2 separate regions of the Mus musculus genome follow, and region 1 is linked to region 2. The links are chromatin contacts, found by POLR2A ChIA-PET in ENCODE. All regions are on one chromosome and are shown on one strand. The core of a region is the stretch at or near the end of the contact, and the rest is flanking DNA. Distances in the headings are between cores, read along the strand shown. Region 1 holds the start of Taldo1 (transaldolase 1). Region 2 holds the start of Lrrc56 (leucine rich repeat containing 56).

What was found. ChIA-PET counts read pairs that join two places held with the same protein, here RNA polymerase II (POLR2A).
Region 1: POLR2A ChIA-PET joins it to region 2 with 11 read pairs in Patski. The contact joins the promoter of Taldo1 here to the promoter of Lrrc56 in region 2. POLR2A ChIA-PET finds 5 or more read pairs at or near these places in 3 of 5 experiments (Patski and embryonic stem cell).

What each region holds. Positions count from the first base shown.
Region 1 is chr7:141,387,866-141,394,204 of GRCm38, forward strand. Taldo1 (transaldolase 1) reads left to right here and starts at 4,295. Exons shown (of 8, transcript NM_011528.4): 1 at 4,295-4,453. The coding sequence starts at 4,357.
Region 2 is chr7:141,192,037-141,197,983 of GRCm38, forward strand. It overlaps Lrrc56 (leucine rich repeat containing 56), which reads left to right and starts at 2,094. Exons shown (of 13, transcript NM_001172064.1): 1 at 2,094-2,581; 2 at 3,872-3,942; 3 at 4,946-5,133. The coding sequence starts at 4,957. It overlaps Hras (Harvey rat sarcoma virus oncogene), which reads right to left and starts at 1,968. Exons shown (of 5, transcript NM_001130443.1): 1 at 1,804-1,968; 2 at 794-945; 3 at 406-584; 4 at 95-254. The coding sequence starts at 904.

The DNA of each region.
Region 1 (6,339 bases), core at 3,045-5,544, 200 kb after region 2:
GCTGATGCATAGGTTATATAAAAGTACTATTTACTGGCTTGCTTTCTTATAGAACCCAGGGACCATCAGCCCAACGGTAGCTCCTCCCACAATAGATTGGGCCCTCCCACATCACTCACTAAGAAAATGCCCTACAGGCTTGCTTCCAGTCTTACACAGGCATTTCCTCTGTAGAGGCTTCCTTCTCTCAGAAGACTCTAGCTTGTGCCAGATTGACTTAAAGCTAGGCAGCACACTTACATACTCCTCTAGACACTGTAATATATCTTCTATTTCATGTAGTTTGGGAGTGTCCTCACAGAGATGTGGTGGATCTCATTTATTATGGAGGCATGCCTCTCTTCATACCAAGGTCCTCACATTACAGCTTAGGCTGTCCTGAAATCCATGTATAGTACAGACTGGCCTTAAACTTGTGGTAATACTCCTGCCTCAGTCTCCTAAGGATTGAGATTATAGGAATGAGCCACCATACTGAGCTAAATCTTTTTTTTTTTTTTTTTTTTTGCTTCTAGTTCAGTGTTTTTTGTTGATGGTGGTTTTGGTTTTTCAAAGACAGGGTTTCTCTGTGTAGCCCTGGCTGTGGCTATCCTGGAACTTGCTCTGTAGATCAGGCTGAGTTAGAATTCAGAGATCAGCTTGCTTCTGCCTCTTGAGTGCTGGGATCAAAGGCCTGTGCCATCACCACCCAGCTTTAGTTCAATGTTTTATTACCCATAGCAAGGCTAAAGCAACGGCCACCACAGCACAGAGATAAGCTATACCATACTGTGAAGAGTAAAATTGCCTTATCAGACTTGACAGTTCACTGTCAGATGGTTTAGGTTCAGTTACATGTCTCATGTCCTCATCCCCCTGTTGTGAGAGTACTCTGGGGGAATGGGGACAAATGTCTGTTCACTCCAGACATGGAATTGAGAATAGATCAAAGTACAGATAGCTTCAAAGTCCAACTTGGTTTTATTGAGGTACTTACAGAAGCAGAAATGACTCAAAGGCAGCTGCATCACCACGGGTCACCCCAGCATGGGTGATAACACACAAAAGCTGGGACTCCGGAGGGTGATATACATCCTGCAAAGAGCTCAACAGGTGGGAGAATGTCCTTTCCAGGTGGCTCAGTTGGTCTGAGCCTCTTACAGGAAGCTTTGCTGGTCTTTGTTTCTTCTAGGTCTCTGCTTCTTCCAGGAAGCTGGGATGGTGAGAGGGTGAAAGCCTTAACTGCTTATAAATCCCCCTCTCTGATGACATTAAACTGCTCAGCTTCTGGGACTTCTTGAAGCTATTTTGAATTTACTTCTTGTCTTACTGAGCTTCCCTGCAGACTGAAATGATAACACCCCCATAGCAAGAACTGCTTCTGTGTCTTCCAACTCACTGTAGATTCTACCTATTGGGCTAGTGAGTGTTGTGTGACTTCTGAAGAGATTCCCTCTGACAGCACTATCCTGAACCAAACTGCCACCATCTTTATCAGATCAGCTGTGCCCATTTGCAAAAGAGCATCGTAGCTATGCTTGCTGAAGGTTGGTGGCGCCTTCATAGGAGGAGAGGGTGGATTAGACGCTCACCTGAATATCCAGTCATTCTCTCCAACCTGTTGTAATTCAACTCTAACTGCATGGGTCTCAGATCCCAAAAGGGTTTAACGTATATAGGCTGGGAAGGACTAGGGAACTCCATCTGTGCAGCCATGAGAAAGCCATCATCCATGGGGGATGCAGACTTTCCAGTGTGGATGCAGTGGGCTTAACCATGCTCTTGTCAGGAACCTTACTCTGTAAGAAAACCTGATAATGGGGCTGGATAAATGGCTCAGCAGAGAAGCGCACTGGCTGCTCTTGCAGAGGACCTGGGCTCACTTCCCAGCACCCATGAGGCAGCTCACAACTGTCTGTAGCTCCAGTTCCAGGGGATCCATGGCACCAGGCATGCATGTGGTACACATATCTGTGCATGCAGGGAAAATACCCATACACATAAAACAAAATAAATAAATCTTTAAAAAAAAAAAAAGCCTGCTGGGCAGTGGTGGTGCACGCCTTTAATCCCAGCACTTAGGAGGTAGAGGCAGGCATGAGTTCGAGGTCAGCCTGGTCTACAGAGTGAGTTCCAGGACAGCCAGGGTTACACAGAAAAACCCTGTCTCGAAAGACAAAAACAAACAAACAACAACAACAAAACCCCCAATAATTCATTGCTTTCCCAAGGGGAACTCTGGTAGACTCAAACTTTATTTTTTGTCACTGGGGCCTTACAAGGGAGGAGTAGGTGGGAGGTAGTCCCTCAACTCAAGGCAATAATTGTCTCAACAGATATGAACAAACACTTACCCTAATTAGGGCACTGATAACAGACCAAAGGAACAACCGAGTCCTTGTTCAGCTTGGGGAACCAGTGAATGATTGTCACAGGAGCATAGGTGACACAAACATCTGCTTCCCCAACAATGACCACCCTGGGATAGGTGGTGACTTCCTGAAAGCTGATAGGTGGAGCCCCCTTCAATTAGCCTAGTCCTCTAGCACAATGGTTCTCAGCCTTCCTAATGCTGCAACCTTTCAATGGAGTCAGTTCCTCCTTTTGAGGTAACTCCCAAAGATAAAATTATTTTTATTGTTACTGCATAACTGTAATTTTGCTACCATGATGAACCAAAATGTAAATATCTGATATGCGGGCTATCTGATATTTGACCCCACCCACAACCACCTCTGCAAAAGGGTTGTGGCCCACAAGTTGAGAAACACTGCCCTAGAGGCAGCCTCTGTGGCCCCTAGTATATAAAAGTCCATCTTCCAGTGAACTTGAATAGAGTCAGCTGGAGCCAAGTATGGTGGCCCCTGCCTGTAATCTGAGCACTTGGAAGGCAGGGGCAGGAAGACCAAGAGTTCAAGGCCAGTCTCCTTTCAAAGAAAAATCTATTTTTAAAAGATACTAAAAAAAAAAAAAAAAAAAAAAAAAGTGTGTTGGTTACTTTTTTTTGTCAACTTGACACAGCTCGGATTTTGCAGGAGGAGGGAACTTCGAATGAGAGAATGCCTCTGTCCTCAAGATTAGCAAGTCAGTCGGCAAGGCTTTTTCCCTTTGGCGAGTCTGGAGCTCCCTATGTAAACCAGGCTGGCCTTGAATCCACCTGCCACTGCCTCCAGAATGCTGGGATTAAAGGTCTGTACCACCTTGCCTGGCTCCGTTTTTAAGAAAAAATTAATTTTAAGATTAATGATTGATAAGGGAAAGCCCATAGCACCACGGTGAGTGGTGCCATCCCTGAGCAGGTGGTCCTGGAAGTTCAGGGCTGTAAAGAAAGGAGGCTGTGCAAACCAAGGGAGGCAAGCCGGTGAGAAGTTTTCTCCAGGCGCCTTTCTTGCAGTCCTTGAGTGATAGATTGTTACTTGGGAGGGTAAGGTACAATCAACCTCGCCTAGTTGCTTTGGGTGGTGGTGTTTATCACAGCAATAGAAAGCAAACTAAGACGAGTGGTAAACAAAATATTAACAGAAAATATCCGGCATACACATATATGTGTAATAGCTTGAGCCAGCATATTCAAAGAACTGCAAATCAATAATGGGAACACTGTAAAAGAAACTGCCCTTACTATTTTTATTCATGACTGAAGATTCAATTCCCCATCTCAACTTTCTCAAACTGCTGCTTATTCCAGACAGACTTCCAGCCAGGGGAGATGCAAAATCATGGGCAAGGGAAGGATCACCCAGCAGCTTAAGGCAACACCAGAACCACTCCATCTGGGAAGCGGAAACTGGTGGCTTTGCCAGAAGTCGCCCATGGGGCCATACACCTGTATTGATTCTCAGACTGTGCTTTAGCTTGTCTGCCTGTAAGCAGGGGCTGCACCGAGCTTGACTTATCGCGATCAGCAGAGAGGGCGCAGCTCCCAGTCCCTAAACTGGGAGTAGGGGAGTCCCACAGCTGGAGAAAGGGTGCACTTCTGAAGCCCCTGTAGGGAATGCACAGTTGGAGGCAAGGACCCGCTCAAGGATTAGCATGGGTGTGGAGCGAGAGCGCTGCCACCCATCCATCCGTAGTCCGTGGGGTCTGAGGCTTACTGAGCGCGCGTCTCAGTAGAATCCGTTGTCTGTTCATTCTACGCATCCGAGCTCTAGAGGGGTACAAAGAATCCACTCTCCTTGGACTGGTAGAAACTAACCACTCGCTACTGGGGAAGAGAACTCCGACCGTGACACGGGGCGTGGTCTATGGCAAGGTCTCCAAGTACATGGGCGGGGCTCGTCGTCAGGCTTCATTTAGCTTTGCTTTGATTGGCCAGGACGCGCGGGGCATTGTGGGTTAGCACGCACCGGCTACCGCCTCAGCTGTTCGCGTTTCGCCATGTCGGGGTCCCCGGTAAAGCGCCAGAGGATGGAGTCCGCCTTGGACCAGCTCAAGCAGTTCACCACCGTGGTGGCCGACACGGGTGATTTCAATGGTAAGAGGACGCGGTGCATGCGCCCTATTTAAGCTGCTGCGCCCCCAATTTTGGAACCAGCACCGGTGTGGGTGTCAGGGGCGGGGCCTCGCGGGCGCTGGAGCTGGGATTGGTGAGTTTGCGGAACCTTCAAGGATCAATAGCTCCTGGGCTATTGGTGACCCTGGGAGCCCGGCGCGAAGCCTCGGTGGGTAGAGGTAGTCCGAGAAAGTCTCCCTGACCCGGGGTGCCCCCACCCCTACTCCCAATTCCCTACGATGACACAGGCTCAACTTTGGAGCCAGTGCAGTCTGCAAGACTGGACACCATCTGCTTTTTGCAGCCTGTTGCACTGGTTTTCCACATGCAGCTGGTTACTCTCTATGGGCAGTACACAGCATGGCTGGAGTCAGACCAGTTGCACACACTAAATCAAATGGTTATCATTGTCATACTTCCTTCTCTTTTGAGACTGGGTCTCACAGTGTAGCCACAGGCTGTTCTGGAACTCCTGGTAATCCTTCTATCTTAGCCTTAGTGCTGGATCAGGCAGTGCCACCATGCGCAGCTCCAGTACTCAGATTTTCCTGGACTTGGTAGGGACGCGGAAAACAGGTGGAAAGACTTGTGCTGTTAGTCTTGCTCTCATCCTTGGAGGGTGGTGGAGGTGATCTCACATGTGCTGTGAGAAAGACTTTCAGGAAATGCTCCGTGTGAGCTCAGTACAAAAGCACTTCTGCTCTTTTCTGCTTTCTCACGGTGACTTGAGAAACAGGCTTTAATTCCTCATGAGTAAGTGCATTGTTTATCTCTCAGAGAGTCGCAGAGAGTGATTAGGCATATTTGGGCTGCTTAGCTATAAAGGACAGACTTGATGTGGGTCTAATAGCAAACCCGTCTGACACAAGCTGTGTTCGTCAGCTTCCAGAAATCCATCTGGGAGTCCTAAGGTTTTTCCACTGTGTGTGTAGTGCAGAGTTTACCGGCTAATGTTTGTGAAGAGAGCAAGAGACAGGCATGGTAGCTCACACCTGCATTTGGGAGGCAGAGGCAGGCACATCTTTATGAGTTGGAGGCCAGCCTGGGCTACATGGTTCCAGGCTAGCCTGAGCTACATAGTAAGAGCCTGTCTCAAACAACAACAAAGAGCCAAAGAGCACATTCATTGACAGTGTGGCTTAAAACAAATAATTATAAACATTGTCAGATTCAAAATCTATTTTATATACTTTATTTATTCAAAGTCTTTTTTTTTTTTTTGTCAGATGGTAAAGGTTTCTTTTGGTGTTTATTTGTTTGAAGACAGGGTTTCTCTGTGTAGCCCTGACTTTCCTGGAATTTGATTTATAGACCAGGCTGGCCTCGAACTCACAGAAATCTGCCTGCCTCTGCCTCCTAAGTGTTGGGATCAGCATTGTGCACCACCCCTGCCCAGCTGTGGTGAGGGTTCTTCACCCCTTGGGTATCACAGGCTCCTGAAAATAGAGTTTCCGAACGCTTTTGACCCCTTTCATTTTCCTCTGAACCTCAGGGTCTTTGGGCCTTAATGCTCAGCTGGGGGTGGGGTGGGGAGGAGAGGGGAGGGGAGGGGAGGGGAGGCTAGAGCTCAAGCTCTGACATCACACCTGCTAAAACAGCTGCCACTCAACTGTGTCCCCAGCCCTGGGTCTGTAGGGTTTTTTGTTTGTTTTGTTTTTTGTTTGGGTTTTTTTGTTTGTTTGTTTTTTTCGAGACAGGGTTCTCTGTGTAGCCCTGGCTGTCCTAGAACTCACTTTGTAGACCAGGCTGGCCTCGAACTCAGAAATCCACCTGCCTCTGCCACCACTGCCCTGCCAGAGTCTGTAGTTTTATATGATAAAAACTGTGTTTTCTGTGCACCCTTCAGTGGATTCACACCTCAGCCAGCA
Region 2 (5,947 bases), core at 844-3,343:
CTGTGTTGAGGGAGAGCGGCAATGAGCTCTGCTCCCTGGCTGGGGTGGGGTGCGGTAAATCCTTGACTAGCTGTGGAGAGGGAAACAGGCTCACCTGCCGGGTCTTGGCTGATGTTTCAATGTAGGGGATGCCATAGCTGCGAGCAAGGTCCTGGGCCTGCCGAGACTCAACAGTGCGAGCAGCCAGGTCACACTTGTTGCCCACCAGCACCATTGGCACATCATCTGAATCTTTCACCCGCTTGATCTGCTCCCTGGAGGGGGATGGGGTGGATATGAGCCAGCTAGCAGGCTGCAGGCATGACTGTGTCCAGGACATTCAAAAAAAGACATAAAGCCTCAGTGTGCACACGGAACCTTCCTCACGTGTGCCACGGGCTCACGGGCTAGCCATAGGTGGCTCACCTGTACTGATGGATGTCCTCGAAGGACTTGGTGTTGTTGATGGCAAATACACAGAGGAAGCCCTCCCCTGTGCGCATGTACTGGTCCCGCATGGCACTATACTCTTCTTGACCTGCTGTGTCTAAGATGTCCAGTAGACATGTCTCCCCATCAATGACCACCTGTTTCCGGTAGGAGTCCTGCAAAACAACACGGCTTAGTGGGGGTGGGGGGTGGGGGTGGGGTCTCACCTCTCCTCAGACCAGAGAATCCACAGAACCAGCCTACACCCTTGCACCTCTCATACCCTGATGGATCATACCCCATAACACCTACAAGACCTGGGCTGTTTGGTCATTTACCCATGACCACTGCCACAGCCCACCTCTGGCAGGTAGGCAGAGCTCACCTCTATAGTGGGATCATACTCGTCCACAAAGTGGTTCTGGATCAGCTGGATGGTCAGGGCACTCTTTCCCACGCCTCCAGCGCCCACCACCACAAGCTTGTATTCTGTCATAGCTTCTACAGCGGCTGCCAATCCAGGAGCTCCTGCCCCACCTGCCAATGAGAAGCACACTTAGCCAAGGCCCTTGCCACTTGAGACGGCTAATAGATGCCTGACCCAAGGGCCCTCTCCAGCATTGAGCAGGCAGGCCTGCCAGTGGCCCAGTTGATCACCTGTGGCACCTTCAGCTTGAAAAGGGAGGACCCCACCCCCACCCCCCAACCTCCTCAAACAGCACTTAATGGCTGTGTGAGGAAGCAGGGAGAGGCCCCCAAGGCAGGGCTGACAGCTGAGAGCTTCTCCCAACCACGCACCCAAATTAGAAGTCGCTAGGTAGGCAGAAACCCTCAACTGGAGGCGCCTGAGGGCTGAGGCCACCCCCCAAAAAACAGGTCCTGCCACGGCGGCCTCGGCGTGCCCAGGCAGGCCAATGCCAGCCTACAACCGGCTCTGGCCCGCCGGCATGTGGGTGCAACCTACAACTATTTACTGAGCGCCTACTGCATGCCAGGCGCGGTCCCGGCAGCGGGGGGAGGGTGGCTGGAGAAGGACCCTGCCCTCCACTAAGACAAACCTTCCACAAGGGGCCAGGGAGCTTTCACAGAGGGGGGGAAAAACGGCTGAGGGTGTGGGAAGCAGGTGACTACAGGAACGCGAGGGATGGCTGGGAGCAGAAGGCCCTGGTTGGGGCCCAACGCGGGTGTCCTTGTGGCCCCGAGGCCCGAGCGTGATGGCCGCGGGGCGCAGAGTCTCCGGAGGCCCGGGCGGCGCCTCGCTGGGAGGACGGCCACAGGCAGAGCGAGTCCGGCCGCAGAGGCGGGCAGCCGGACGCTAGGCACGCTGCCGGGCCGAGAGGAGCAAGGAAGCACCGATCACCTGCGCCCCGCGCCCCACCCCGTGCCCGCACTCACCGCTTGCTGGCGCGACTGCCCCCGGGGCCGGGGCCGGGGCCGGGGCAGGGCGGGGGCGCGGACGGGCGCCGGCTGGGCCCGCGCATGAGCTCCGTCCGCGGCGGGTGCGGCTCGGGCTGCGGGCGCCGGGAGCGGACGGCGGGGACTTGGCCGGGCCCGCGCTCGCCCCGCCCCGCTCCGCCCCACGCCCGTCCGTCAACTCGAGGCGGCCCGTGATTGGTCGAACTCCTCCGCACCGCGACCTGTTGTGGTTGGCTGAGCAACCCATCCGTCAGAAGCCGAAGCTGGGCGGGGCTTCCTGGAGCCGCGGGGAAGGCAGTGCCGGAACTTGGGTCCTGCACTCAACAGTGATGTCTAGTGCCTAGGTGCAGAAGAGACAGACCGAGACCGTGCTTACGAGCCCGGGATTTCTCCGGAGAGAAACTGGTGCACGCTCGGGTTGCGTTGAGGACCTACTACAGAGCCTCCACCCTGCAGCCTCACCAAAGGCCCAAAGGCCCACGAGTGGAAAGGTCATCCCGACCGGGTATTGGTGTCGGGGACAGTCAGCACCGCGGACGCGGAATAACAGAGGAAGACAGAGTTCGCCGGAACCCCTAGCTGCCTGTTCTCGTAGGTCGAGGTGGAGCAAAGGCTCCATCCTGGGGCAGCGTCGGCCCATCACACCGCGCTCTTCGTGTTTTGGAGAAGACCCCCCTACCGCTCTCAAACTCGAGGTCCCAACACTGCAGAAGCTCATACTGCGTCCATTTGAAGAACGACCCCGAAAGTCAGAAAAGTTGGTATTGGGGCGAAATGAAGTGTTCCACCCACTCAAGCAAGTAGGGTACATCTGTGTCAGACGCAAATGACATGTTTTCAACACTTTTTGAAATTTCAAAGAAACGAATAAGCACGTCCTCAGAAAAACTCAGGCTTTTACTCAGGTCGTGCAGGCCTGGGGTTGCACGCTCACCCCGGTCGCCGCCCGGGGTGCAAGCTCGGCTTGTTCTATTCATCTAGCAGGCAGATAACCGAGAGCTGGCCAGAAGCCTCTCACGGACGGCTCTCTGAACCACCGTGAGTGCCTTCACTGCGTTCAGCCGTCCGGCTTGTCTCTTACTCTAGGGAGCATTTCCACCGGATCTGCCGCGTGTCCCGGCAACCGTTGCTAGGGGGCGGGGCTCATCTTACCGAAGCCCCGGATGCCCGCGGCTCACGAATATTTGGGTATTCAAATGAGCCCCGCCCCCGTTGCCATGGCGCCAGGCCTGCAACCCCATCGCGGTGGTAAAAATAATAATTAAAAAAAAAAGCCCTCACCTGAGAGAGCGACCGCCGCGGTGGAGGGGCCTAGTGCTGCGCCCCAAGTCTTGGGCACTCTGGCCCACCCCTCAGGTGAGAGCCTAGCACCTCCTCTCCATGTCCTTTGTGCTAGGGGGATCCTGGGCGACCCACGTCTGTGGGACAAGACATACAGGACAGAGTAAGCAATAAGTCATGAAGTGCAGTGGAAGGGGATCACTCTAACTAGAGAAATGTATCTGGGAACGGCAGGAAGTACAGGAGTTAGGGGTCGGCCAAACCTGCATGGAGGCCACGGAGGAGGACTAAGAAGAAAGGATATACTTAATGTTCTGAACAGAGTTCTTACCTTAGCCATTGTCTCTTGAGTATAAGATCTAGGGCCAAACACAGACCTCTGTATCTTTAAGGAGAAACAGTTTATGCACTTCCTACCAGAGGTGTAGAGGCACCTGAAAAAAAAGTATGGGAAGGAGTGCCTGCAGGAGAGGCGGGCCCACAGATGATTGACAAGAGCATTCCCAGGCTCCCCTCTGGGAGTAGAAGTAGGACTTGGATCATGTCTTTATTTGCATTGGGTGACCAAGAGGGACCCTGGCTGAATCCTCATTGTAGAAGCTTTATCCTCCATTAGAATGGTTACAGGGAGTTCAGGGCCAGGCCTCCACCTAACATCTCCCCCATTCTTGTACCTGCTTGTTTCTGGATACTGTGACCTTGGCCAGCTCAGGTACCACAGAGTACAGTGATCTAACCAGGAAGCTAATCTAATTCTCTTTTACAGGTGTTACATGTAGACACATGTGGCCCCCTTGCCCGGATGTTTGACCTACAGCAGGAGCCGGCTACCTTCAGGTACTTAGTCAGAAGACTGTGTGGATGGTTGGAGGTAATGCCTGCTATCTTGATCCTAAACTTAGACTCATGAAACCATTAATGAAGGCAGATCCACAACCATTGTCAGGGGCAGCTCAGGGAACTGTCAGTAGCCACTTGCTGCTGGTCACTACAGGCATCTTGTACAGTATCCCTAGCCTCACAGCCTTTTAAAAAAATCTTTATCTTATAAGCGTGTGTGTGTGTGTGTCTGTGTGTGTGTGTGTGTGTGTGTGTGTATGTGGAGCCACCCATCATGGATGCTAGGAATCAAACATAGGTCCTCTGTAAAAGGAGCAAGTGCTCTAAACCACTGAGCTAGCTTTCCAGCCTCAACTCACAGCCTTTGTGATGCCCCCAGACAGCAAAGCTTGGAGCTTGGAGCCGGTGCTCATTGTGTGGACAGTGTGGGAAACAAATATAGAACCAGGGGCCAAGGAGATAGCTCAGACAGCAAATTGATTGCTTTGTCTACATGAAGACCTGAGCTTGATCCCCAAAATTATCATACAAAATGCCAGGCATGGTAGTGTGAGCTTATAATCCCAGCACTGTGGAGACAAAGCTTAGCTTACTTGGTGAGTCCCAGGCCAGTGAGAAACCTTATCTCAAAAGAAGAAGATGGCACCCCAGGAATGGCACCCAAAGTTGTTCTCTGGCCTCCACATACACACACACACACACACACACACACACAAATTGTAAAATGGATACATACATCTCTTTTTAAAAATAGAGAAGCAAAGGGACGGTATCAGCCAAATTGGAAAAAAAAAAAAAACTGAACAGAAGCTAGGGCGGGGTATGTGTGCTATCCAGTTATCTAGACCACTGACATTGCCTGGGGCCCCTCAGAGCAGGTCCAATCAGGCTGGGAAATGGGAGGCTGATGGAAGATCAGAGTTAATGTCATGGCTTTGTGGGCCATTGTTGTGAACTAGAATCTTGTAAAGGAGACTTGGCCCTCTGCTTCTCTTAACAGGTTGGACTTGGATGGACCCAGCCTGGGATGGATCCCAGGGGTCTCGACCAGGCACAGCTAGTATCCGGGTACGGGAGCTGAGCTGGCAGGGCCTAAACAACCCCCACCCACAAAACAAGAGACTGGGCAGCCATGGGGATATCCATAGGGAGCGGTGGGTGGAGGAGCGCCTATCCCCTGCTCGACTGGTAAGTGATTGGGGCCTGAGGCTCTGCCATGGGTCTGCATGAAGTGACATCTTGGTACCCTTTCTGCCTATATCTAGCTTTCCCTCCACTAGTTCTCCCTGCCTTTCTACCCTTAGAGTCCCTGCCAGTAACCCCCAAGTGACAGACGCAAGCATCCCCAGGCATTATCACAAATGGCACTGTTGGGCCAGGATTCCATAACTATTGGCTGAGGCCTGTACTCAAGCTGACAAGAAGTCCTTTACTCAAGAACTAATATTGCAACAGGGAGGACAAAGAGGTGGCATAATGGGATGCTGGGAGGGCAACTGGGGTCCATGGCCCCCTACCAAGGCTAGAGTTCCTGTCTCCTCTCAACCTGCCTGAGGCAGGGTCTGACCTTGGTACACTGACTACATTGGCAGCAGGTAAAGCCTTTCCTCCAAATCTAGTGTGAGAGCCCATTGGTTCACCTCATCCCTGAGTCTAAGGCTTTATAGAGTCCACCTGGGTGCCACTGATGCTCTCAGTACTTAAGAGTTTGCAACTTATGCATAGTGGGCAACCACGAAGGAGAGAATCTTGATGGATGCTATCACCCAGGACCTCCTCAGAATAACTGGTTAGCCTGCTAGGCCAGAGCCTGCATGTGCTCCCCAAGGTATCCACTGGTGCTGTAGCGTGCGTGGCCCAGTTCTAAGAGACCATGGCAGCATTTCACACACACGAGTGTCTTGTCTAGTCCATCTACAAGAACAGACAGACCAGTAGGCCCCCATGCCTTGACTTCCAGCATGAGTGTTTTTGTATGTCCTCTGGCCCAGTATGCAGCGGC